2 separate regions of the Homo sapiens genome follow, and region 2 is linked to region 1. A link is a contact called in ENCODE Hi-C data. All regions are on one chromosome and are shown on one strand. The core of a region is the stretch at or near the end of the contact, and the rest is flanking DNA. Distances in the headings are between cores, read along the strand shown.

Region 1 (2,700 bases), core at 8-2,507:
TGTCTCAAAAAAAAAAAAAAAAAAAAGAAAGAAAGAAAGAAAAGAAAAGAAAAGAAAAAAAAAGAGTGGGGGAGGGGGAAGAAAATGGGATTACGTTTCACTGGTTTTTAGTAGCATGCACAAAATAACAAGAAAACTAATCACTGCTCATCCATTGCCGTGCAGGAGCAGCGGGCAGGTACTGAGTGTCTGGCGATTAAGCTCATTTCATCCCAGTCCAGCCCACGCACGAAACAATCACTTCTCCCTTTGCCAAGTGCAAAGACCAAGCTTTGCACTTGGTGACATGCTCAGGGTCACACCAGGTGGAGCCAAGGTTTGCTTTAGGCTGAGAGTGTAGGTCTAGAACACAGTGCCAAAGCTCTGAAACAGAAAAGGAACTGATCTCCATCCTGCTCTGTGCCATTTTCCTAGCCTTAGCCGAAATATCACAGCATGAAACAGAAAAAAAATGAAGATTCCAAATTTCAGCTCTCAGGGCAAGCCACACAGGGAGGCCGGAATCTCCAGGTGAGATCTCTCCAAAAGGTTTCAAAGAGGTGGAATTCGAGACAAGTTGGCTTCAGAGAATCTCTCCCTCCCCCCAGATCTCCAGGACAAAAGCTCTGTTAATATGCACCTCTGTTGGGGGTGGGCTGGGTAGGGAGGCAGGCAGAGGCTCTACAGCCACCATCCAACATTTGAGCAGCTTAATTTGGAGCCCGGGGTGGAGGTGCTGCCACGAGACCCACCCAGGTCACCTGAGAGCCCAGAGTTGGGGAAGGCGGCAAAGGTGGGGTCCTCAGCCGGGAACACTCCCTTTCTCCCTGGACACAGTTGGCAGCTGCCTGATTTGTTGTTTGTTGGAGGGGCCTCCCTCCGCGTGCTGGGCTGAGTGGACAAGGCCCATCAGTCCACCTGGGAGCACGTGAAGCCAGCCTTCTTCAATGTCACAGGAAGTTCTGCGATCTCCCTCGTCCCCAACGCCCCCATCGCGACAGGTCCACCAAGCTGGCTGGCACGAGGCTCCCCAGCAGACCCTCTACATCCTCCCAAGACTCTTCCAGCCCCCACCCCAGCACCAAGGCCTGGAGCCTCCCCTGCTCTCTCCAAGCTGCTGCGAGCTCCTAGCACCCGTCCTGGCAGCCTGCACCCCGACCTCCCTCCAACTCACCACTCGGAGTCCCCACTACACAGGCAGAGATGCTGGGGGGTTTTCTGAGGACTCCAGGGCCAAAGCCAGCCTCCGCCAGCCTGGGGAAGGGCTCTGGGAAAATGGAACAGGAAGTTCCTTGCCCCAGTCCCATCCCATCCAGGTGATGAGGGGCTTCCTAGAGTTAACCCTTAAGCTCCCAGTTTGGGAGCGGGATGGGAAGAGGGCGGGGCCAGTGACATGAAGACAAAGTGAGAAATCCAGATTTCAATCCCAGCCTGTGTGAGAGTGTAACCACCTCCCAAATCAAGACTGGCCTGGTGCCCCTTGCAGGTCTGCCCGTCTTTCCTTTGGGCTAAGAGCTGCCATTTTTAAATGCCCACAGTGTGCTGGCTTCTTTGCTAGGCTTTTCATTCACGTGACTACTCTTTGCAATGGCCTCCTGTGTGCCAGGCACTGTTACAAAGCAGGGGCTAAGGACACAGAGAGAAACTGAAGGAATGAGGCCCTGCTCTCAGGGGCTTACATTCTAGGGCAAAGGAGCAGCGACGGTGCTAGGAAAAAATGGAAGAGGAGGATGTGATGGGGCAGAGTTTGCTCCATCTACACGGTCACCTAAAGTCCTCCCAAGTCCTGCCAGGTGGCTTTTGTCCCAACTTTACCGATGACGAAGCAAGGGCTCCCCGGGAGGGAAGTGACCTAACCAACAGCGTTTGGCCCCAAACTAATTCCATCCCTGTGCTTAAGGTGCCTTCTTGGGTTGTGCCCTTGGCTGCAGCTGGTGCCTTCCTGAGCGTTCTGAGCCCCCGGGGAGCCAGGACCACCTCTCAGGTGTTGGCCGTTCCCCCGGCCTAGACCCCTCGGTCCGTTGGGGCCAGGACCCTCCTGACTGGCTCATCTGACGGGTCTTTGTTTTCCTGCACTTAACACCTGAGCTCATCCTGTTCCTACTTCAGTTGTCTAGTGCTCCCTTCGTACGACGGTCTTTCTCCTTGGTCTGCTCTGCATTCCCCGCGTCCCGCGCCTCGCTCTCCCAGTCGCGGGCTCCTCCCACTCCATAGTTTGTTCAGGGGCGGGGCCAGAAAACCCCGCCCCCAGGGAAGTGGGCCTGAAGGCCAAGGGGCGGGGCGGGGTTCTGTAGGGACGGAGGGGGCGTGTCCGGGGCGGGGCGGGGTGCTGTAGCGCCGGAGCGGGTGTGGCCTTGGCGGGACCAGGCAGCCATTACAGTCTCGGAAGCGAGAGGCGTGGGGCCTGTCTCATCATGCCCGGTTCATTTTTTTTTTTTTTTTTTTTTTTGTAGAGATGGGGTTTCATCATTTTGGCCAGGCTAGTCTTGAACTCCTGAACTCAGGTGATCCACCTGCCTTGGCCTCCCAAAGTGCTGGGATTACAGGCATGAGCCACCGCACTCAGCCTCTTTAATCACCTGAGGTCAGGAGTTCAAGACTAGCCTGGACAACATGGTGAAACCCCATCTCTACTAAAAATTTTTGTTTCTTTTAAAATTGTAATTTTCCCAATTCCACTTATTTTATTTTATTAGAGACAAGGTCTTGCCATATCTCCCA
Region 2 (2,700 bases), core at 50-2,549, 850 kb after region 1:
AACAAAAACTTAAAGGGTTTAAAAATATTGCCCACACTGACGCGCAAACAACACGACCGCCCCAGCAGGCAGACTCCTCCGATGCAAAAGCTTAGGTGACAGGCTGTCTTTCTTTTGTCCAGTCCTGAGCCAGATGTGGGTTCTGGGCCAAGGAGGTGAAGCACGAGGCTCCCTCTGCTGCCTCCAGAGCTGTCCAGGGTTCCCCTCTGCGCCCCCAAAAGCGCAGGGTCACACCAGTCGGGGAGGAAGGACCAGAGCGACTCTGCGCCCTCACCCCACCGCCTCCTTCTCTGTTTGCTCTCTGACCGGTGCCGTTTCATTGTTCCCTTCCTGGACGCCATCCCCTCGTCCAGACAATTCCCTGCACCAGCTGCCAAGCAGCTGCCTGGCTATTTATAGCCTCTGTCATCAGCCCCTTCCTCCCGCCCTTGGCCCTACTCCTGGGACCACTCTCCCTACCCCCACCCACTTTCCAAGGGTCCGGCTGTGTCCAGCCAACCAGGAGAAGAGTGGGGACAGTAGAGGCTGAGTTCGTTGACAAATATCATACAACACAATTTTTAAAATGTTTCTGGAACATTCCAGGACCCGTTGTTGTGGGGAGGGGCCTGCCCTTGCTGAGCTGGTCCCTTGGTCTCCTGAGGTGATCTCAACTGTGTCCATGGCTTTTGGACAAGGTGAGACGAACTTAATTCTTTTTTTTTTTTTTTTTTTTTTTGAGACAGAGTCTCGCTCTGTCGCCCAGGCTGGAGTACAGTGGCGTGATCTCAGCTCACTGCAACCTCTGCCTCCTGGGTTCAAGCGATTCCTGTGCCTCAGCCTCCTGACTAGCTGGGATTACAGGTGTGTGCCACCACACCCTGCCTGTTTTTGTATTTTTCAGTAGAGGCAGGATTTCACCATGTTGGCCAGGCTGGTCTTGAACTCCTGACCTCAAGTCCACGCCCCTTGGCCTCCCAAAGTGCTGGGATTACAGATGTGTGCCACCGCGCCCGGCCTGTAATCCTACTGGCCGTCAAATCCACTTTAAAAGCAGTAAAGGCATTTGACTCCTTCCTGTTTCTCGTTCCTTCTCACCCCCACTCAGGCCATCTCCCCTCGCCCCACCACTTCCTCCCTGCACCTACCTTTCTTCCTTCCTTTCTCGGTGAAGTGAAGGGTCACCTCTCATTGTGGAAGAAGGACTAGTAAAGCCAGCTTTAAATGAACATTACTGGGTTGGCCTATGCCAGGCAGGCGCGAGGTCTCTATTCCCCATGTGACAATCAAGCTGGGTGCGTTCACGCCCAGGATGCTGGGGTTGTCCCACCTCTAGGTTTGGAGTGGGACGACGAGGAGAAGCAATTTGTTCAGGAGCAGAGAAAGTTCGCTTGGCTGTGACTCATCGCCTCTCCATTGAGAGTCTCCGGCGGGTCCGTGATCATCGGACACGATCATGATCCGTCCTCAGGCCCCGCCTGTGCAGAGTGCGCGGAGGCCAAGGAGTTATTGGCAGAAAAGCAAGAGCGGAATGAGCTTGCGTACTTGAAGTCTGTGGCCGTCTGCCAACATCTCCTTCAAATATGAACATTCTTATTTTCGCTCTGGAAGTTTTTGTCAGGTTTATTGCAAATGCAAGGGTGGTGAGCAGACAGAAAGAAAATGGTATTTACTGAGCTGGAAGGACTGTTTTCTCAACCGTTTCTCAAGAGCACGCAAGGAGACGTGCACTTTCCTGGGTGACATCAGGTTCTCCGTGGGGATTTTAATCCAAATCAGATATGGCCTTGTTTTACGAGGGATCCTCTTGGGTCTCAGGGTGTGAGGATTCATAATAAGTACACGTCCATCCAGTACATGGCGAAGACCATTGTAAGCCACCCCTGGAAACACATACAAGACAGATGGGCACGCAGTTCACAGGATAGCGCAGAATTCTAATGAATTTCATTGGCATCAAATGTTATGTTCCTGTAAACTGAGAGCCATGAAATTAGAATGAGTGCCTCACAATAGTTCAAAAGTGACTCACTTCATTGAAAAAACGTCTCGGAAACATAAATTGGTAAATCAAAACTAAAACTAGTACCCTTTAAAAAAAACTGAGAATGATGTCCCTAAGTTTTTTTTTTTTTTTTTTTGAGACGGAGTTGCGCTCTTGTTGCCCAGGCTGGAGTGCAATGGCGTGATCTCGGCTCACTGCAACCTCCGCCTCTTGGGTTCAAGTGATTGTCCTGCCTCAGCCTCCCGAGTCACTGGGATTACAGGCACCCACCACCACTCCCAGCTAATTTTTGTTATTTTTAGTAAAGAGGGGGTTTCACCATGTTGGCCAGGCTGGTCTCAAACTCCTGGCCTCAAGCAGTCCTCCTGCCTTGGCTTCCCAAAGTGCTGGGATTACAGGCATGAGCCACCGTGCCCGGCTGGGATGACTATTTTAATCTCAAGAGAGCCATCTGGGTTCCTTCCAGGGCACAATTCTATTTAAGGATATACTTTCTTATTTTTACACAAGTTTGATAACTGGATAAAAAAAAGACGAACTTTTTTTTTTTTTTTTTTGCATGGACCAAAAAATGTAGCCATAAGAGCATTTGTTAATACGCACGTCTAACATCCTCCTTCCCACCTCCCTGTGCAGCACAAAGTGGTAAAGACAGCAAGAATTTTCTTTCTAAACAGTTGGGCTGAAATTAAACAACAACAACAACAAAAACCCAA

The links. A loop is a pair of places that touch in the nucleus more often than their neighbours do. Pooled maps may share reads with other maps.
Region 2: a loop to region 1 is called in a pooled map of heart left ventricle, with 3 times the contacts of the local background. The contact joins the promoter of TRIDDENT here to the promoter of ZSCAN10 in region 1. A Hi-C loop is called at or near these places in 2 of 50 pooled maps.

Annotation. Positions count from the first base shown.
Region 1 is chr16:3,098,037-3,100,736 of GRCh38, forward strand. ZSCAN10 (zinc finger and SCAN domain containing 10) reads right to left here and starts at 1,258. Exons shown (of 6, transcript NM_032805.3): 1 at 1,154-1,258. RefSeq lists an enhancer at 2,011-2,060 and a silencer at 2,221-2,280.
Region 2 is chr16:3,949,145-3,951,844 of GRCh38, forward strand. It overlaps TRIDDENT (TRIM28 interacting DNA damage repair enhancing non-coding transcript), which reads right to left and starts at 1,300. Exons shown (of 2, transcript NR_120311.1): 1 at 1,128-1,300.